Linked DNA regions of Homo sapiens: region 1 is linked to region 2. A link is a loop called in an ENCODE intact Hi-C map of the cell type or tissue named here. Cell type or tissue: A673. All regions are shown on one strand. Links, peaks and the distances in the headings refer to the core of each region. The heading gives the core; the rest is flanking DNA.

Evidence for each region. Peaks named below come from ENCODE experiments on the same cell type or tissue, not always from the same donor. Only the 100,000 strongest peaks of a DNase experiment are listed, where the experiment ranks them.
Region 1: a loop joins it to region 2, with 2.0 times the contacts of the local background. A loop is called at or near these places in 5 of 110 quality-filtered maps.

What each region holds. Positions count from the first base shown.
Region 1 is chr2:78,974,312-78,985,892 of GRCh38, reverse strand. No RefSeq gene overlaps it. Among named protein-coding and RNA genes, the nearest start is that of REG3G, 46 kb to the left of the region's middle. In A673, for the core only: a CTCF peak has its summit at 6,060 (motif pointing right); DNase peaks (open chromatin) are centred at 4,822 and 6,092; H3K27ac peaks cover 1,571 bases.
Region 2 is chr2:78,856,942-78,868,522 of GRCh38, reverse strand. No RefSeq gene overlaps it. Among named protein-coding and RNA genes, the nearest start is that of REG3G, 160 kb to the left of the region's middle. In A673, for the core only: CTCF peaks have their summits at 6,564 and 6,763 (motif pointing right); a DNase peak (open chromatin) is centred at 6,782.

The DNA of each region.
Region 1 (11,581 bases), core at 3,343-8,342, 120 kb before region 2:
CTCCTCTGTATGTAACTCTTTCGTGGAAGTTAGAATACAGTTTGAGGATAGTTTTGATATGGTGTCTGTGTGCTCTTCTAACCCATGAGTTCCTTAGGGAAGAGACCAGTCATGTTTGTTTTTGAGCCATCAGCACTTTTGAGCAGTGCTGACTTCCTCACAGTAGGAAAGCAATATCTATTCATTGACTTGAACAGTTGAATTAATCTGAAAACAGGAATAAAAACCTATCAGAAAAGTGGAAACAATAACTTAACAGTCATAAGGAGTACCAAAGACCTAAAAGTTATCAAACACATACATTGGTTAAAAATAAATGAAATGCACCTGGCAACTGGTTTAACTCTTTACTTAGTTGTTTTCATGCCTTTGAATGCTTGTTATTTTCTTCTTCCTTAAAAATAATGGGTGACTTAATCAGGAACACTGGTGTCTGATAAGTGGTGTACTTGACTTTTCATTCTTTTCTTTTTTTTCTATGAAACAGATTCTGACAGAGACCCTTCATTTTTGATCTATTCCTTGAAGAGGTGGCATTGCCTAACAATTTTAAGCCCAGTGCCTTTGTTTCCAGAGACTTTTACCTACGTTAAATGCTGTGGCTAAATGCTGTGGCTTTACCTATGTTAAAATGCTGTGGTGGTATTTCTGCAAGTTATAGAACAGCTCCAGTCAAATTGGCTTTGAAATAAAAGGAAAATAGTAGCTAACTGAGCTATAAAGAGTTATCTTATAGGGTTTTGGAACAGTTTGTTCAAGATCTCAGCTTCTTTCTTTTGTGAAGCTGTTGCCCTGTCCATTTTTCTATGCTTATTAGCTTATCTCTCAGATTTACTTTTATTATGGTTAAAACATTTTCAGCAGTTTGAACTCTTACATGTGTGTACTGAAATGTCTGAGTGAATAGAGTGTATCATTGACTTACATTTCCCAGAAAAAGGTTTGAAATTTATTTGTTCTATTTGTTTGGAAGCCTTGGATCACATGATCACCTGTGGACCACTCGTAGGAGTGAGGGAAAAGGATTGGGTGGACAGGCTTAGACAAAGTTCAGTATTCTTTCCTGGCAGTTGAGAATGGAATCACATTTCTTGCAACAATATTGGCGAGGAAGGGAAATCAGGGCGTTTTCTTCCTCTTTTTTTCTTGCCATTTATATGTTGGAGAAATAATGCCGTTTGTTCTGAAAATTTCTACGATTCTTGATTTGGCCGATTGCATCCTCAAGGTGTTATTTGACACACTTTCCAATTCCCTGTGATTCCATCGTGCTGAGCGTGATGATGAGTGGTGTACAAAGAATGAAGAGTCAAGTATGCCACTTATCAGCGTGGGGGTGAGGGAGGAAGCAGATCATGACTCAAGTGCCACATATCTTATTTTTATTTTTACTCTGATTTAGTAGATTTTTTTAAAAGTGGTTTTTATTTGCTGTATGCCCATAGTACAATTTTCAGAGACTTAAAATGCTTCTCATTATGTAAATTTCCCCAGTTATGACTGCTTTGCTGGAAAGTGAGTCCATAGAGCTCTGCATGTCACCTTTTTGGAAGTGGAACTCGATGTTATGCTGGATATATTTGAACTTGCTTTCTGCCATCTTTCTGATATATAGTTGTTCCATTTTTGTATGCATTTTGCCTTGTTTGGGTTAAGATTTTTTTTTTGTTTTTTCGTTTCTTGCTTTATAGAATTTTCTCTCAATTTGTATGGAATGTATATAGGATATTTCTTTGATTGATTATCTTTGAAATTTTAACATATATGTTTAGCTTAAAAAGTGTCAAATTAAATTAGTCGTCTTAAGTGGGGGTGGTGATTTTGTCCCCAAGGTATGTTGGGTAATGTCTGGAAACATTTTTCTGCAACTTCCATGTAGTGGATAGAGGACAGAGATCCTGTTAAACATCCTACAGTGTGCAGGGCAGTCCCTCACAACAAAGAATGGGCTAGCTCCAAATTTCATTGGTGCGAGGTTGAGAAAACGTAAGTTAAACAAGAACTGAATCCCCCATTTGTATTAATATAAGGCACTTAGAATGGTTCTCCTTCCTTATTTACATACTCTTTTTGTCCAGTATTTTAGTTCTGTCCTGTATTATTGTTAAATCCCTCACTCACACACCCATTGTTTTTATCCCTCTAGTTCCTGTTTACTATTTATAGGTTTTGAAGCTTTCCCTACATTCTTAAAACCAGCCGAGCTACAAATGCAGTCAGTATCCTTCCTAAGATTTAGGTGTACTATAGTGACAGGGCCACTTAGAATACCTAGTCAACTGTAACACCAAGATAGAAGTCCCCTCTGTCTCTTTTAGCATGCCATACAAAAGTATACTCAATAAAAGATATTTCATTGTAACTATCATGCCTGAAGTTCACAGGTTAAGGAAGGGGTGAATGCACCATGTTATTTTGCAAATTGTGCTTTGCAATGAAGCTTATGCTGGCAAATGGTCAGCACCAGGAAACTCTGGAGGATTGCAAGGTAACAAATACTGGTGTTTTCTGATAAAAGTCAAGTTGGTGAAATCGGCCTGTTCTACTGTGTTGCCTACATAATTTGCTTGTCTGTGCAGCCAGATTTTGAGTTCAGATTCTTCAAGATAAAACCACCTCCATTTCTTCTAGACACTGATGGATCAACTTTATAAAACACCAGTGTATAATAGCAAGAACAGGTGCTTGATTCTTCCCTATTAGGGGCCCATCTTGCCGAAGGATGGGTAGTCAGTGCTGTCACTGGGTGCTGTGCAGAGCTGTCAGGTGTAATAGCTCATCTTTGACTTCCTTTGTTTTGGGAACCTATTCTTGTCAGAGTTGGAATAAGTAATTTGAACACTTTAGTTACAGCCAGCAGAAATGGAATCAATACATGCCAAGATTAACTTCAGTGATTAATCCCAGAATCAATGAACCAAATGATTATCATTTCTCTCAGCTGAAAATTCTGGGATAGAAGATTGTGATTAAAGAGCTGGGTTAATTTTCATCGGCTGGCTTCTGCAGCAGACGTAGCTGAAGCCACTGGTTTGTTTTGTTTTTTTTTTTCTTTCACTTCCTTTGCCTTGCAATTGCTCCAGCAATACCTTCATGCTGCAGCCAATTCCTGTTTCACACGGTGGGGTGTTCAGAAGCCAGATTTGACAATGATGAGAGGCAAAGTTGACTTAGCCTGGGATGCTAAATCTCCAAGGAAAATGCTAACCTAGTGAAACTTCTAACTTTTAAATCAGAGTGATTATTCTGACTCTGTTATGGGTAGGCGGGTGTTCACTGTCTTTCAAAGGAGAGCAGAAGGAGGCTGGAAGAAAAGCTGGGGATATAGCAATTTCAGTAGAGGTGCTTCCAAACAATGACACTAGGCATAATGTATCCCCTGCAACTAGTAGGACTGTGGGGTTACCATGTGCCAAGCATGGTGCTCAGTGTTTCATGTATCTTTTTTTTTTTTTTATTTAAAGATCATATCAACTCTCTGTGGCAGGTGCTGTAAATATCCTCATTTAACAGATAAGTAAACTGAACCTTAGTCACTGCATTATCTTTCCCTAAAACACACATTTAGCTTAAACTCAGGTTTATCTGATTCATTATCTTCTGGTTTCAGTTGCTTAAGATCATCCAGATATGGCTAGGGGAGATGGCTCTTTTTATGGGTTCAACTGTGTCTCCCCACAAAGATATGTTAAAGTCACAACTCCTAATACCTCAGAACATGACCTTTTTGGAGATAAGGTCATTGCAGATGTAATTAGTTAAGATGAGCTCATAATGAAGTAGGGTGGACCCCTGACCCAATATGACTAGTGTCCTTATAAGAATACATCCATGTGAAGACAGACACAGATGACAGAGGATTGGAGTGAAGCATTTACAAACCAAGGAATGCCAAAGATTGCCCACAAACCACCAAGCTTCAGAGTGAACATGACCCTGACAACACCTCGATTTCAGACTTCCCAGCCTCCCAAACTGTGAGACAATACATTTCAATTGTTTTAAACCATTCAGCATTAGTGGTACTTTGTGACAGCAACCCAAGGAAACTCTTGGGTTAAAGGCATATGCATACACGTGTTATTGGAAAATGTATTAAAATGAGCAAGCAACACATAATGCCTAAAGCCCTCTGTGTATAGAACACAATGTCCAAGAGTGATGGCAAAGTCACAAACTTGGTCTGTGTGCTTGGCTAACAAAATGCTTGTGATTTATTTCTCATATACTAATTGCCAGGCGTTATCTGGGCTGAGAGTCCATGTCACAAGATGAGCTCTAACTCTGGAGCCAGACCTGCTTTGATATGAGGCTTTATCATATCTGAGCATTGAGACCTTGGGGGAAATGACTTAATCTGTCCTTTGTCTCGGTTCCTTATCCGTGAAATGGGGAAGATGATCCTAAAGAGGTTGTTGTGGTCATCAGGTAAGCTAATTCATATAAGGTGTTTAGACAGTGCTTGGCATATAACCAAAGTTATTGCTGTGCATTCAATAACTGTGTGAGGTGGGTAATGTGATCCTAATTTTATGAATGAGGAAATGGAGGCTTAAAGGGGCTAAGTTATTTCTCCAGGACCGTAAAGACAATAAGTAACAGAAGGGGCATGGAACCCCATGTTCATGTCTCCAAAGCTGGGAGTACTTTCGTCCCACTGCACTGCCTCCCAAACCAGAGCATGCAGCCTAGTCTTGAAAATAAGGAGCTGGTGCACATCAGAAGATTAATATGAGTACGTGCAATATGTACCAAATGAGTCCCATGGGTAGCCTGACCATCCACTGAGAGTGTTCTTGTCTTGTTGGGACACATGGAGGTTTCTCTCTGGAGGAAGTGGGATTTCCTGTCATGTGACATGGTTGAAAGAGCTGGTCCCCTCTCACCATGTCAGAAGCATCTATCAGTCTGACTTTAAGGTTCAATAACTTTGGAGAATACTGTACTTGAAAGAGAGGGGAAGAGCACACAAAGGGGAGGGGAAGTTGAAGACGGGTAAGTTCCGTTTCATCTCCCATTAGGCTTATGAAGTAGGGTGATCGGAGACTGGATATCAATATTTTTAAAAGCCTTGTTGGCTAGAAATGTCATGATTTTTTTTCTTCTTGCTGTAGGGATGGAATAATCCGCACCCCCTAGAGCCAAACATAACATTTCAGTGGACCCTTTTTTATGCAAAGCCAAAGCCAAAATCTAGCTTCAAAATGGAAACGTTTAAGACAATGTGGAACTAAATGATTTGCTTACATAATAATCTATATGCCATTTTTATTGTGGACCAAACTTCAGGTTGAAAAGGGAAGATTGGCATTTCACTCTTAAGTATTATTTGCCAGGGTAGACACACATATCAATCACATACACTGAACATTGGGATGGTGGGATGTGTTAAAACAATTTGAGGTTCCAGAATCAAAGAACACCATCTGTGAGAGTGAAACACAAAAGCCACTTCAAATAAAATGTTCCTGAACTCTTAGCCTCAAATCACTTTGTTGATAAAATTACTGAGCTTGTTCCATTTATATCCATATTAACTTTTAACCTCTGCACCATTCCAATAGTAAAAGATTAATCACACAGACTAATGATGCGGATTAATGAGGGAAAATCTGAATCACTGAGAATACCAATGCCAAAAGTGTTGAACAAGAATGCAGTTTTATTATTTTCATGTGGCATATATACAAATACTAAGTAGTAAGTTCCAAGTATAAAGCTTTTTTAACAACCCCACATGATATAATGTATTGAAAATACTTCCACATGTTGAAAGATTCCTTGTACACGTAAGTGAATTATTGAATTGCTGAAGGAAGCCTTAAGAATCTTGGCTGCCAATTTTAGTCAAGATCTCTTTTAGTTGCGTGAGCTTGAGTATACACAGAGGAATTATCTTGAAATTTAACTCTACAAGACCCTCAACATTTAATCAGACATTCACAATTAATAGGTTAGTAACTATCAATATTTTCTGATATATCTAAGTATGCTGTCCGAGAAAGTCACCATTGCTTTGGTTTGGGAAGGTGTTCCTTTGTGTAAAGAAGCAGAGGACCAGCAGGTGGCAGTGTATCCCCACCTGTGGGAGGAGAGTTCCTTGGTCATGCATGAAAAGCCCCCCGCTCAGGCTGGAAACAAATAACATAAAAATATTTCTTTACTCTGTGGAAAGTGGAAATTCATCAACCATTTTCTTTTTTTCTTCACACAGCTGTAGAGTGTTGGTGAAGTACCTCCTCTCAGAGTCCTTGTCTTTTGGGGTGACACGGCCCTGCCAGCTCACAGGTCCTCGGGTGCCCTTGCCATTTCCCAGGGCGGATATTGCAAAGTCCTGCCAGAGACCACTCAGATGCCTGTGTCACAGTCGCCCAATATGAAGTGTGTGCTCTCCAGAAAAGCAGTATCCTCCAGCACACTCTCGGGTTAATAGAAAGGGTGCTAGGGGAACACAAGGGATCCCAATTCCTCACTGCCTGAGATGATAAAACATCCCTGGGGTGATGCTCAGCAATGCAAAGACATGAATGAATAAGCTGGAAGGAATCTTGGAGTTCCTGGCTATCCTCTTCATTTCAAAGAGAAAGCAACAATGGCAAACCAAAATTATCCACCCCAGACCACCCAGCTCATTATGTGGTAAAGGCAAGACTAGCACTCAAGTCTCCTTGCAACCCAATTAATCTTTTTTCCCATACGTTTACAATGCATTGGTATTAGGCAAAGAAAAGTTCGGCCGGGCACGGTGGCTCACGCCTGTAATCCCAGCACTTTGGGAGGCTGAGGCAGGCAGATCACCTGCAGTCAGGAGTTCGAGACCAGCCTGGCCAAAACGGTGAAACCCTATCTCTACTAAAAATACAAAATTAGCCTGGCTTGGTGGCGGGTGCCTGTAATCCCAGCTACTCAGGACGCTGAGGCAGGAGAATCACTTGAACACCAGAGGCGGAGGTTGCAGTGAGCTGAGATCACGCCACTACACTCCAGCCTGGGTGAGAAAGAGAGACTCCATCTCAAAAAAAAAAAAAAAAGAAAAAAGAAAAAAAAAGTTCTGAACAGGTCAAGGGAAAGGAAATGCTTTTGTTGACTGGTTTCTGTATTCCAGGCACTGTGCTTTTTTCTTTTGTACGCACAGTCCTTCAATCCCCAGCTGCTAGCAGATGTGATTATCTTTTCATATATTCATCACCTGAAGTGCAGAGGGGTTGCATGAGTTGCCTGAATCACTTGGCTAGTAAATGGTGGTAGAAATTTGTGTCTCACACTTGCAGAGAGAAGCAAGAGTCAGTTTTTAGAAGTCTTTAAGCCCTGAGCAGGGAGGAATGTGTAAGGATTAGAGGACCAGCATCAAAGGTTGGCTCCTCCTTTGTCTTTGTAAATACTACTCTGCCTTTCATGTTGTGCTTTCCCCAGTCCCATTTTACATTGGAATCTTCCCACAAAACTTTCTCTGAACAATCCATCTCAAAGTGCTTAATCCTCTGAACAAATGTATTATTTTTGCTTATCAGGCATGTATCATTTACTGCTTTTAAGAAACAATGATCTCTTTGTGTAAAAAATAATATTTTCTTCCAGTTTGATGATAGGTGATTACAACTATTCTGATTGCATGATGGATTAAATATTTAAGAAACCAGTTGGGGTTTACAAAAATAGAATGAATCCCTTCAGGGAACATTGATAATACTCTCTTAAGACTGATATTTTCTAGTTCTCTATGTTGAGAATCTTTTAGAATGGGGATCAGTGCCCTCAACTCTCCACAAGTGTTGAACTAGTGACCTGGTACATTGGTCGGGCTACCCTTGACAGCTGCAGGCATGTGGCTTTTCTGGAGAAATGAAGCAACTGTCAACTTTCCCATAGTCTAGTTTCTATAATTCATGCAGTGTGCACTGTGTAGAAGGTGGATCCTGGGATAGCAAAACCAGAGTGACTTAGATTATATAGGCAGTCATATGTGGACTGGCGTGTTAAAATTCAGTCACCAATGGAGTAGCTTAGAGCTAACTCCTCCCAACAAAGGAATTGCATGTTGAATGGCAACCATCATCACGCACAGTAGAAGTCTCTTTTTGAGGAAGTATTTTTTCTAGGTAAAGAAAGAGGAAGTGGGCCATCGGTGGTTAATTTACTGTGTTGAGTAACACTGAAAGTTTCCTAGTTCCCAAACAGGGTGGACTAGTGAAACTAAGGTGATTTTTCTGCTCATAAGGTCACACTTATGTGTTATACTACATTTCTGGGAATCTTGTCATAAATCTGCATCACAAAAAGTAACCTGTATCTATCTCTCTAAATCCTGAGACTAAGTCATATACTAGGTATTTTATTCCTTGAAATACCAAAATCAGAAAAGGTAGAATGGAAAAATATATAGCTTTAGAATCAGACAGGAGTGAATTTGATTCTTGATACTGGCATACATTAGTCACTTGAGCTTACATATCACATCAGATCTCATTTTTCTGCCTATGTGCAAAGTGAGGATAATAACATCAGCGTTAAAGAGGATTGGATGAGGGAATGTTAAGTTTGTGAAGCATCTAGAGTAGTACATGCCATTTAATAGTTGCTTAATATAAAACAATAACAGTTATATTAACCAATGAGGCAAGGCCACTTGAAAACGGCTTGCCATTGAGAAGAGAGGGAGAAACGGTCCTATTTTTTAATGGCAGGCCAGTTGCTCACTCACTTGTTCTTTCATTCATTCGCTCACGCACTCACACACAGTATTTTACAAAACCTGAGCTAGGTACAGTTATTGAATGACAACGTGGTAATTTCTTAACTTTAAAAATGAATTATATTGAGATATAATTTTATATTATACAAACATATTTTCAAGATAACAAAGATTAGAGAGAATAAATAAAAATGGAAAATAGAGAAACAATAGGGAACATCAACAAAACCAAGAGCTGGTTCTTTGAAAAGATCAACACATTTGATAAACTTTAGCTAGATTGTCTAAGAGGAAAGAAGATTTGAATTACAATCAGGAATGAAAGAGGGGATGATTTTACAGAAATATAAAAATAATCTTAAGAGTGTACTATGAATAATTGTACACCCAAATTGAATAATTTAGATGAAATGGACAAATTCCTAGAAACATACAACCTACTGAGACTGAATCATGAAAAAATAGAAAAGCTAAATAGACATAGACCTAAAACTACTAAAAAGACTGAATTAATAACCAAAACCTTTCAAGAGAGAAAAGTCCAATATTAAATTACTTTACTGGTGAATTCTACCAAATATTTAAGAATTACTACCAATATTTCTCAAACTGTTGCAAAAATTTGAAGAGGAAGAAATGCTTTCTAACTCATTCTATAAAGCTTTTCCTCTAAGAAGCAAGATAAGGATGATTTGCTTTTGACACTTCTTTTCAACATAGTACTGGAAGTCCTAGCCAGAGCAATTAGGCAAGGAAAAAAAATAAAAAGTATTTACATTGGAAAGGAAGAAATAAAATTATTTTTGTTTGCAGATAACACATTTTATATTTAAAAAACCCCAAGATATTACAGAAAAACTGTTAGAAATAATAAATAAATCAATAAATAAACAAATTCAGCAAATTTGCACGATGCAAATTCAAGACACAAAATCTTGTGTTTCTATATTGTGACAATGAACAATTTGAAACTAAGAAAATAATTAGAAAAAATTAAGTAAACAATTCAATTTATAATAGCATCAACAAGGGTAAAATACTTAGGAATAAACCTAACCAAAGAGGAAAAAGACCTGTACATTAAAAACTACAAAACACTGCTGAAAGCAGTTAAAGAAAACACAAATAATTAGGACTACATTCCATGTTCATGGACTGAAAGACTAATATTGGTAAATTGTGAATACCACATGAAGACCTACAGATTCATATAATCTCTATAGAAATCTTGATGACTTTTCTTTCAGAAATAGAAAAATCCATCCTAAAATTCATATAGAATTTCAAGGAACCCTGAATAGCCAAAACAATCTTGGAAAAAAAAATGAAGTTGGATATCTTATACTTCCTGCTTTCAAACTTACTATAAGGCTATGGTAATCAGAACACCGTGGTACTGATATAAAAGCAGACACATAAGCCAGTGAAATAGAATACAGATCCAGAAATATACCCTTGCATATATAGTCAAGTGATTTTCAACAAGACTGCCAAAAATATGATGAAGAAAGTGTAGTCTTTTTCTGCAACAAATGGCATCAGAAAATCTAGATATTCACACATAAAAAAGTTGGATTTTTACCTTACACCATATGCACAAATTAACTCACAATGGAAGGAAGGCCCATATACAAAACCCAAAACTATTAAATTCTTAAAAGAAGACATAAGGTAAAAACTTTATAACATTTTATTTGGCAATGACATCTTGGATGTGATATCAAAAGCACAGGCAACAAAATAAAAAAAATAGGTAAGTTGGATAAAATTGAAATATTCTGTGCATCAAAGGACACTCAAACTGAGTGAAAAGGCAACCCAAAGACAATCCACGGAATGGGAGAAAATATTTGTCAATCATATATCTGACAAGGAATTGATATCCAGAATATATAAAGGACTCCTACAACTCAACAACTCAACAACAAAAAGCTCAGACAAACCAACTTAAAATACGGGCAAATGATCTGAATGTATATTTTTCTAAAAAATATACACAAAATAGCCAATAATGAAAAGATGCTAAACACCTGAAATGCAAATCAAAATCACAAGTAGATACTACCTCAAGCCCATAAGAATAGGAACTATACATAGATATATAAGTATGCATAATATATTTACATGTATATAATATCTATACATATATAAATGTATTTGAATTTGGTAAAGATGTGGAGAAATTAGAACATTTGTGTATTTCTGGTGGTATAGCCACTACGGAAAACAGTATGGCAATTCCCCAATATATTCAAAATAGAATTACCATATGATTTGGCAATTTCATTTCCGGATTTATAAGAAAATGAAATATGATATACTCAAACAGGTGTTTGTACACCCATGTACACAGCAGCATTATTTACAATACACAAAAAGTAGAAGCCACCCATATGTCCATGCACAGATGAATGGATAAACAAAATGTGGGGTGTGTGTGTGTGTGTGTGTGTGTGTGTGTAATGAATATTACTGAGCCTTAAAAAAAGAAAACTGGCACATGCTACAATATGGATGAGCCTTGAAGAAATTATCCTAAGTGAAATAAGCCAGTCATAAAAGGACAACGTTGTATGATTCCACTTCTATGAGGTACGTTAAGTAATCAAATTCTTGGAGGAAGAAAGGAGAATGGTGGTTGCCAGGGGATGGGGAAAGGGGAGAAAGGGGAGTCAGTATTTAACAGGTACAGAGTGTTAGTTGGAAAAGATGTAGAAGTTCTGGAGGTGGATCGCTGTGATAATCTCACAGCAATGTGAATGTACTTGATGCCACAGAACTGTTTATTTCAAAATTGTTAAAATAGTAACTGTTGTGTATATTTTACCATAATTAAAACATGTCGGCCGGGCGCGGTGGCTCACGCCTGTAATCCCAGCACTTTGGGAG
Region 2 (11,581 bases), core at 4,076-9,075:
AGTGATTGGAGCTGTCCATAGAGTAGAAGGTAGGAGTCGAGTAGCACACTTGGGCAGAGATCATGTCTCCTTTTGGTTTCCAGGTGTCTTCAATGCCTAAAACAGTCCCTAATTCACAGTGAGTCCCAACAAGACATTGTGGGCTGAATGAATGGATATAATAAGTTCATTTGTCTTTTCCTGTGCCTAGAAAAGCAAAGGCTCATGTTGCCCCTAGGCATGTCAGCTCTAAGCAATGGTGGCAATATCCTTGTTCGTATCCTAGGCCATGATTATCTTTTCCCTGGTAAGTTTCTTCATGGATACAAGTGCACAAGAAGAAAGGAACAAGTGCATACATATTATTGAGTAGAATTTTTGCTCTAAATTCCAGTTCTTACCTCTAATAAATTATGTAATTATTAATAAATCATGACTAAGTAACTCTCTCCCTGTTCCTCTTCCCTCCTTCCCCACCCCGGCAAACCCTCCAAATCACATCCCAGCATTTCTTATTTTGATGGAAGGTAATAGTTTGTAAATGCACATCTATAGAGGTAAGGCAAAAATTCCAAGGTTCTTGGTTTCTTTCATTACAATTTTACGTCACCCTGAGCTGACTCTAATTTTTAACAAGAATGTTTACATCCTGTTTTAAATTTCGTGATTGGTTTCTTTTAAAAAAAAATTCATTCCTATATTTTTCCTTCACCATTTCACTTCGTAGATAATTTCGGTTGTATCTGGAAGATGAGAAATGGAGATAAGGAAAGGAGAAGAAGAAACAAATATAAATAAATGTTCAAGCTGCCACTTTTTCCTGTAGGTGTTGCTGAGTATCTGTGTTGTGTGCTGACTTCAGCATGATGCCTCCCTTATTCATCTGCCTAAAATGGTTTGCAGCCCCATGAACCAGACTGGGACTGGTGGTAAGGCTGACCCTGCTGGCATCTTTGAATTAAAAAGCAACACAGCAAACAACAACAGTGAGCAGCCTGTATCCACTAGGGAGCTTCTTTCAAATCTTATTTTTTTAATTAATAATTTTTAGTTTACTGAATGAAACAAAACTTGCAGCCTAGTCTGCATCAATGCAAAATAAGCCATCTATAGCAAATGATAAAGAACTGGGGAAAAAGGAAAAATAAAAAAAGCACTAGAAACAAAACAAAACAAGATTCCCTCGGAAAAAAAATCAAAACATTATTATTTAATTTGGGAAGTTTTATTTATTGGAAAGGTTCTTTCAAGGGAACTTTTCTGCAAGACCAAGCAATGTATGTATTTTTCTTTGATAAATTACAATTTGCATTGTTACAAAAAACACATGGGGACTAATCTACTTTGCTCTAGGACAGTTAAAGAAAATGTATTTTATCCTCACAAATCCGGTTAAGCCTTCATTTTATTTCTAAAAGTTTAAGGAAAGTCTAGTCTACCAGTTATAAAAATGAAAATCAGTTAAATTCTAATATGAACATTATTTAGTTTATAAAAATAGATTTGAGTTTAGGAAAAGTTAATGTTGAACAACTAGTAATTTTGACTTCAGTTCAGCAGGTATAATGAATTCCTTGATTTTTCAAGCCTGACCCTGTTTCCTTGGTTAACAATGACAATTTAGGCCTTACAGGAAAAAATGTAAGAAATCTTTTAATTGACCTCTTTCCAACTAGGTAAGTTACTTACTAAGAGAAAATAAGTCTTTATACTATTGATAGCTTAAAAAGTAACATCCTACCATTATTATAAAGGACTTTCCCAAGAACTGCTTTATTTCCCCAATCTTATTTGGTGGAAGTCAACAGAAGTATCTAGCGTTCATTTCCAACATCAGATCAAAGCATCTTAACACAAAGCCAAATAATAATAATAAAAAAGAAAAGAAAAACAAAGAAGAAAACCCTTAACTCCCCCAGAGAAGAAAGAAGAAAAGGTTCATTTCCAGAAGAATTTTCTAGAATTTTCTAGTAGTGCCATAAAGTGTAAATATACTTCTTCAAGGAACATATCCAACCTAAATCTGAACATCTATTCCTCTGGATTTTCCATTTGCATAATTACCAAGTAAAAGTATCTTTAGTTTTAAATCTGTTTAATAAGTCACTACACAGTTTGCTTCAGAAATGAAATGATGTGGTTAGTTAAACACATCTCAATTCTTCAGATCCAAAATCTATTATAAAATATATTTTAATAGATGAATACAATGGATTTAAAACTTTATTTTCTGATGCCAATGAAATCATCTACTGATAGCCTAGAAATAATGAGACAAATGTATGAAGAGATTTTAGGATTCTTTATTCCAAGGACAGAAAAGTCTATCATAATCCATTTCACAATGATGTTGACTGCTGCACTATGAAAAGAGCCAGACTTCAGATATGGAAGGGTGCCTTTCCAGGATGAGTATGCAGATAACTTACTAAAGAGATTTGTCAAAGAAGTAATAAGCAAAAATCAATGCATTACTCGTTAATTTATAAATCAGTCCCTATAGATCCTGAGAGCACAAGAGGCCTAGCTTCATTCATAAGATTATAAAGCTCACTGTTGTGGAGAGAGATTTAAAGCCATATTTCATCCATTCATTTTTGTTTATCGTGTAGAGAAAAGATTTAGATGTTCAATCGAGATGAGAGGAAAAGCACTTGGGGAAAATTCAGTGACGTTCCGACAGTTTGATGACGTGTTTTCTGCCATGAAAGCAGTAGGAGTAATGCTGTCTGGCATCGGTGGCAAAATTTAATCACTCCGCCACACAGCAGAGCCTCTGCGGTTTATCAGCCACATTGGTGCTTTGCAAGAAAAGGGCTTTTCTTCATTACGACGATGTCATTAGGAGTCTGTTGACATGTTCTTCATGTTAACTTTCATGATATGCTTTTAGGTAATACATAGCCATTTTACCTTCATTTTCACTAATGTTATATTATTATCAAGGTGACCAGGGATAAAATGAAAGAATTTAAGACTGTGGATATTTTTGTAGTTCCCTTTTGGAGATCATTGGGCAATGTTGCATCTTTTTGTCCTGGAGGGAAAGGGTGCCCCTACTGCTCACGTTCTGAAGGAACTTACCTGAGGACACCGATGAGGCTTACCTTTGCATTTATTTTCTTTTCATTCTGAGTCCTTGGAAGAGGAGGCTAAGGGTAAAGCTTGCAAAGACCTGAGGAGGTCCAGCACTGAGGGTAAGTGTTCCCTAGTCCTGTAGAGGTAGGTTTGAAATGGTCAGTAACACAAACCTTTTACTATTTGCTACAGCTTTCACTGCAGTAGTGGGGAACTGTGCATGGATTGTTGGGGACAACTAGCATTTGTGGCCATAGTTCTAGAGTCTTTTAGTAGGCTCAAGAGCAACAAGGACTGATACTTTAGGCTCCAGAAGAGCAGAATTTCTGTCCTTAAGCCTGACAGGGTCATCAACAATAGCCAACCATGGCTTTGGCTGGCTCCACTAGAAGAATGATCCCTTGGGGGTCATTTCCAGGGGAGACAGCAATGTGGTGGTGGTAAAATAAAAACTCTAGAGCCTTTTTCAGAAAAAGTACATGTGTGTTTACTCGTTTACTAAAAAGTATTTAAAATTTAAGAATCGTAGGACTCACATCAGGGAGGAGTCTGCATTGGCAAGTGGATATTTACTGAGCACATAATTTGATATTCAAAGATGAGTAGGGCAGAGTCCTTCCCTTGAACTTACTGATTCACAGGGGAAGTGGACACATAAGCAGATCATTTCTGTTTAAATAAATGGCATAATAGATATAGTGGAGATAAAAGTAAGGGATTAGACAATTAACTGCTATGAGCATTTATTTTCTCATCTTTAGAGTGGGGCTCACAATAGCTCCAAACTATCGCTGTGATGATAAAATGAAGGAATAAATATAAAGTACTAACCACAGTGCTTGAAACTCAAGTTTTCTTATCTGTAAAATAATAGTTTTTTTCACCTCTAAAATACTGTGATTTCTTGAGGTTTTGGTGAAGCCTGAGTGAGGCAATGTGTGTAAGCACTTAGTACATTGCTTGGCACATGTTAAGCACTCAAAATTGTTCGCTATTGCTCTTGTTGCTGCCATTGCTGTTCTCATGGCGCAAACTCACGGCAGGTGATTCAGTGTGTGACACATTTGTTGGGGTAGGAAGAAGGAGGCTGTCAAAGCAATCTTCCCAGAAAATACAATATGCAAGGTGATTTGAAGAATGAAGAGCTGTCTGACAAGTGAAAAAGATGGAGATAAGGCATTCTAGTGCATTCAGTTCTCCCATGCAACTTCTACCTGTAGGATTTATACAATGTCTTGTCTCTGAATATTTAACTCCTGGATGAGCCAGTAGGACAGGCCTTTAGAACTATGCCGGCAGCTTTGCTGATGTGAATGTGTGTGTAACTGTGCACAGATAACATGCTTAAAGTTAGAAAACCAGAATTTTTATAACATTAAGTGAGAGCTATTAAAGACAGGAAAAGAAAAAGAGAATAAAAATGTGCTTTAGTTAGTATCTGGGTTATAAAATACAGAAATTCCATCAAGTTAGTTCAAATAAGGAGGTATTTACGATGTGGAGACATGCATAGCAATAATGAAGAATATAAGGGCCCACAGTGAATTCAGGCCTGAATAAAAGGCCTGACATTTTTTTCTTTTTCTTTTTTTTTTTTTTTTTTTGAGAGGGAGTCTTTTTCTGTCACCCAGGTTGGGGTTCAGGGGCGCGATCTCGGCTCACTGCAACCTCTGCCCCTGGGTTCAAGCGATTCTCCTGCCTCAGCCTCCCGAGTAGCTGGGATTACAGGTGTCTGCCACCATGCCTGGCTAATTTTTTTTTTTTTTTTTTTTGTATTTTTAGTAGAGACAGGGTTTCACCATCTTGGTCAGGCTGTTCTTGAACTCCTGACCTTGTGATCCACCCGCCTTGGCCTCCCAAAGTGCTGGGATTACAGGCATGAGCCACCGCGCCTGCCCAAGCCCTGCCATTTTAAAGAGATTCATGTTTCACAGAGTTTAGCCAGAGCTAGATTGCATAGGTTTTTTTACATGTCAATTCCACCTGTCATATATTTTCTACAGTTACTCCAAAATTCTGCCATGCCATATCTTGGTATTGTTGGTGATGTTTTGTGTTTTCTTCTTATTATGTATTCTTGATGGTGCTTTTGTGAGATACCATCACAAAATCATGACGGTTCTGGGGGCTGCTAGCCATATTACAATTTTAAACCTATTTTCCTAGGTCTCTCTAAAACTTTAATTAGTGCTTATTTTATTGCTGTATTATATGTGAATTTATTTGTTATTAGTTAAGCAACTTGGGTATAACTGTGGTGCAAGCAAGCAATTTTGATTAATTTTATCTAATTTGGTGCAGTAGTAAAAGTGAACTGTTTTCCAACAATTCAACCATGGAAGGGACAATGTCAATAATCTTCTTTTTTACTTAAGGGTGGTCCAAAGTCTGGTCTAGATTTTTCATTACTTATTGTATGAAAACATCTAATGCTGAATTATAACCTATAAACTATTATAACCAGAAGATTCGCTGTATGCATATGTGGTGCATTGTTCATTCACCCTACAACCCGGTAAGGGACCCTCAGTTGCACAACACTAGCTTAGAAGAAAGCAGGATGTAAATTTGTGCAAATACTGAAGGGCTACTTTGAAAAACGAGGAAGATGACTATCTCTCTGCTTTCGAGGTTGCTGGTTTTAACAAAAGGTGCTCCAAGTACTCTTTTCACTAATATTTCCATTTACATGCAGAAAAAGTTCACATGTTAAGCCATTTCTTTTCAGAAAGAAAGACTCCTCCAAACTCCAGATTTAACACCCACTGCTGTTTGGCAGTTCACACTTCTAGGCCAGAGAGTCATGTCTTATTCTATGTGACTACTAGAAACTCATGTCTTCACCTAAGCAAATAGCAGGCCCTCAATAGATATTTATTGCATATGTAAATCACAGCAAAGTGTGGGCTCAATCCTTCTGAATTAATTCTTCTCTCTCTTTTTCATTGTTGATAGTATCATGAGGTAAACAACAACACCTATAATGTTCTAGTTAAAAGACCAAATGGACCCTCAACTAACTATGGAACCCTGATTATGGTTCTCTTTGCAAGTAAACCAGCTAGGAATAACTTTTTTTTTTTTTTTTTGAGACGTAATTTCGCTCTTTTTGCCCAAGCTTCAGTGCAATGGCATGATCTTGACTCACTGCAACCTCCGCCTCCCGAGTTCAAGCGATTCTTCTGCCTCAACCTCCCGAGTGGCTGGGACTACAGGCGCGTGCCACCACTCCCGGCTAATTTTTTTGTATTCTTAGTAGAGATGGGGTTTCACCGTGTTAGCCAAGATGGTCTCTGTCTCCTGACCTCGTGATCCACCCGCCTCGGTCTCCCGAAGTGCTGGGATTACAGGCATGAGCCACCGCACCGGCCCCAACTAGGAATAACTTTTTGCAGAATGCTGCCTTGGTAATTTAGCTCCTTCATGATGGTCTCTCTTTCTCTCTCTTCCCTCTTCACAAGTGCATGATAGTCACATTTACTCCAATCCTTGAAAGTATACTTTCACATCCAAAAGTTACTAAGGACTTTCTTGAAATGGATGGTATATAATGAAATGCTGTCTGCTCAGCCCATAAGGATTTCTGAAAAAAGAGAACCTAAGCAGTAATTTTGGATTATACTGCAATAGTTCATTCCATTGATGAAATCAATAGCTACTCTGGTCGCTGAATTAATAATGTTGAGTTTGCGTGTAATGTAACCAACTACCACAAGGGGGAATAAGCGTCTCTGTGTAGGTATGGTGGGAAACTGCCCAACTTTAGGCGCTCCATGTGAGTCTTTCTCGTAGGAAAAACAAACACTAAATAAATCTGGATATTAAAACTAAGATAAGTAGTATCAAACGATACTAAATTATTGTTGTATGCATTACATTTCAGGATTTCAGAGCTAGAGTAATTGTGAAGCTGTAATTAATGATTTTCAATGTTGTCCTATTCTCTACCTTCCCTTCCAGGTTTAACCTGGGATTTCCTAGTTTTTGTAACCTATAAGAACTAAATAATAAAACACTGGACACTTTTGAATCTACACATAAAACCCTGTATACTGCTTCCTTCTCACGATAATCAACTCCAAAGCATGCATTCTGTGGGACATATAAATGGTTCATAGCCAAGTAGGCTGATAGATTGCAAGATGCAACAGAGAACCAGAACAAAAGAACAATAGGCTTAATAGCTCTGAAAAGAAAAATAAATTTCATTCTTTTTATCTCCTGGTTATATACACAGGCACATCCAAACTCCATGATGTTCCCATGAAGGGTTATTTACAAGCAGAAATTTATACATTTAAAAATTATGTATGATAATTTTTATATTTCTTAATTGAAAATAAAGACAAGGACAATGTTATTATGAAAGATAATACAAAGGTAATAGAACAGAATTGTAGAACTTTTTTCAGAAAAACATATGTAATTTTTATTTAATATCAGTTAAAATAGGTATGTGAGATAAGGATTGACCTGGAAAGACACTCAGAGAGAAATAATGCTGGTTAAGTATCATGGAATGAGTGACTTCTGTGCAGTTTGCTTGCTGAGAAACCACAATCTTGATTCAATGGTTTGTTGAAAGTTGATATGGCTTATCTTTCTATCTAGAACAATTTCTGGGGTTGTTGTTTGCTGTGTATCTTTATGGAAGAAGATGGAGAAAGAATAATTAATTTAGAATGATTACGTTGCTGTCTTTTTAATATTAATTCATTCATGTGATAAATGATTACGAAGGGCCCCCTGTTTTCGCTGTGCTTAGTGCTGCAGACTAGGATAAAATCCCCAGCTCCCACGGAGTTAATGTTCTAGTTGGATGAGATAAAGAGTCAACAAAACGGCGGGGCGCGGTGGCTCATGCCTGTAATCCCAGCACTTTGGGAGGCCGAGGTGGGTAGATCACCTGAGGTCAGGAGTTCGAGACCAGCCTGGCCAACAAGGCGAAACCCTGTCTCTACTAAAAGTACAAAAATTAGCCAGGCATGGTGGCGGGCGCCTGTAATCCCAGCTACTCAGGAGGCTGAGGCAGGAGAATTGCTTGAACCCGGGAGGCAGAAGTTGCAGTAAGCCGAGATCTTGCCACTGCACTCCAGCCTGGGCGACAAGAGTGAGATTCCATCTCAAAAAAAAAAAAAAAAAAAAAAAAAAGTCAACAAACCGCAATTGAAATATATACTATTGTACATTGTAAACAATGCTGTGGAGAAAAAGGAAGCCGGCAAAGCCACTAGGGTTACAACTCAACAGGCAAGAGTGAAGGAGATTGTGTGACAGGGAAAAGAGTACAATATAAGACTGGGAAGGTGTGTGTGGAGGGTGATGTATCAAGGAGCAAGTGATAGGCCCCTGCAGAGACATTGGCTACATTTTAACCTTTGGAAATATCAATTGTTCTGCAGTCAAGACCCAAAGCCAACAAAGCCATATATAACTGGAGAATGGTCTTTACTGTGGTGAGATCGGGGTCTCAATTTTTTCATTTCTGCTGAGACTCGTGTTTCTCTGGCTATTTTTGTTTCATGCTTTCTTGCACTGATTTATTTCTGGGTATCAGGGATATTGTGACTAATGTCAGAGAATTAATCACCTCTGGAATTAGTTCTAGTTTGTATTTTAATAATTTCCTCATCATTCTATATTATTTTAATAGACAAATTACAATTGTATAAGTTTATGAGGTACAATATGATGTTTTATATACACGTGTAGACAATACAAAATAATTAAATAAAGCTAATGAACGTATCCATACCCTCACTTTTTTAAAATCATTTTTTGTAGTGCAACCTGTGAAATTTGTACTCTTAGCTACTTTGGAATTATTGACTATGGTCATTTTGCTGTGCAATTGTTCTCAAAAACATATTCCTCTTTTCTAACTGAAATTTTATACCCTTTGACCAACAACTCCTCAGTCTCTCCTCCCACAACAAGGCCCTTGTAACCACCATTCTACTCACTACTTCTATGAGTTCAAATTTATTAGATTCCACATCTAAGTGAGGTTGTGCACTATTTCTCTTTCTGTGCCTGGCTTATCTCATTTAGCGTAATGTCCTCCAGGCTCAGCCGTGTCACCACAAATGATATAATTTCTCTCCTTTTTGAGGCTGAATAATATTCCATTTTGTACATATACTACATTTTCTTTATTCATTCATCCATTTATGGACCCTTAGGTTGATTCCATATCTTTGCTATTGTTAATAATGCTGTAATAAATATGGGAATACAGTGTAAATTGGGGGAAATTTACATTCCCACCAGCAGTATACAATGGTTCTATTTTCTCCACGTCCTCCCTCAATACATGTTATTGTTCATCTTTTTTATAGTAGCCATTCTAACAGGTGTAAGGTGACATCTCACTGTGGTTTTAGTTTGCATTTCTCTAATGATTAGAGGTTTTGACCCATTTTTAATAGATCTGTGTGCCATTTGTATGTCTTCATTTGAAAAATGTCTGTTCAGCTTCTTTGCTCATTTTTAACTGGGTTTTTTGTTTTCTTGCTGTTTAGTTGTTTGAATTCCTTATATATTTTGTGTATTAACTCCTTATCAGATGTTCGGTTTGCAAATATTTTCACCCATCCTGTGTATTGTATCTTCACTTTGTTAATTGTTTTATTTTCCTCATCACTTTTGACTTTCCTTCTATTGTGGCTTCCAAAAATATGCATTATTTTGGACTAAATCATTAAATCATTTTTATAATGGACCTAAGATAGAATTTTCTTATGAACAAGGATATGTTATGGACCAAGGAACAAATTTTGCTTCACTATTGATTTCTTCTGAATCCAGGGGTAGTTAGAGTGATCCTTGTTAGGGAGATCTGGGAATACTTGCAATTTTGCTTTATAATATCACAATAGTAGATCCATAAATCCCAACATTTTATTTTTCCTGTCTCAATTCTCTTGCCAGATAATTTATAAGTTATACAGATTATGAGATAGGCTGTCTTCATTTAAGTGAAAAATGGGGAGAGATTTACAATGAGTAAATAAAAATATTTGATAAAATATATCATTACACAGAAAGAAATGTAATATGCATAAAATATTTTAATTTTTATATTAACATTAGCTTTTAATTTATATAGTATCTGTTTCATAATACATAGGATTGTTAAAAGCCACATTCTGGAATGGTTTTCCTTTTTGCGACATGCTGAGGAAGAGACTGAAGTCGGAACTGCCGCTCTGAGGTTTTGGTCTTCCTGTCCAGCTATTAAGGCTCTCTGCTTAACTGCAGTGGTAGAAAAGTCACTTATCTCCATGCTTGTGAGAAGAGTCACTTCCAGCTTGAATTCAGGGTAGAAACTACACCCAATGATGACACCTCAGGTAGAATACAATTAAGCATTTCTTGTTTGTTGTGGCCACATTTTAATCATTTCATGCTCAGTATCTGAGCATTGGTTCCAGAAAACCAATGTACAAGCCAGCTTTTTCTCATTTTCTACCCTACGGTACATGAACTGCCACTCTAGCTGCCACCCAGCATTGAGAGAACTGGTTTCATGATGAGTTTTCCCCACAGTACTTCTTTTCTTGGTGTTGAAAGTATTTAAAGAACCAGGCAGTCAATTACAGACTCCTACCTAGAATGCTTTAATTGGAGAGCACTGCACAGAAAAATATAACACAACCTGTAAATGTCAAGCTATATTTTTAAATACATTTTGACATTAAAATCATGCAGATTTATACAATGCTTGATAAAAAGGGACAAGGGACAGCAGTTCATTTTTATTTTGCTATAGTTAAGAAGGCCTTGGTTTCACACAGGGAGGAAAAAACAGGACTTAGCATTTGGAGTAAAAACTATATGGTAGGCATGATGCAATGCATACGCACGTATATTAGCCCATGTCTTATGGGTTAGGTTTTAGAGTCTTAATAGGTAGATATCACTTTATTCTACAGATAAGAAAGTGGAAAAATGGACAACATACTGAAAAAATAATGCTTGGCTTTTCATATTATATACAAAGAAGATCCAACTTCTTGTTCACCCAGGAGCTCTATATTTTCTCTTCTATAATTAGCAAAAGTTTCTTCATTAATACATATGCTGTAATTATATGTGGTTTCATAAATAAACCAGTCAATTTTATTTTATTTTATTGTACCTGAAGAGAAGATTCCTTCCTCTGCTGTAATATCTACAGAACCAAATTCCCTTTTGCTTTTCTTGGAGAGAAGCTTAGTAGTTGTGACAATGGACTAGAGTCCTGCTATGCTGATCAAGTTGGAATACAATGAAACCAAATGAAATATCTGACCCTTGTTTATAGTCCAAGGCAAGGTGCCTAATCAGACCAAAATTTTGCAACACAGCATGACTCTGTTTACAGATATCCTCAGCGCTGTGAGAACAATTACGATCTTATAAATGGTAACTCTTAACCCATTCATGGGCTTTGCATTTAAAACCGTCTATCTGCAAAGATAACTGCAAATCAAACTAGGTTTTTATGTGTGCCCATTAGTGTTTAGAATTCTGTAGTAGGCAT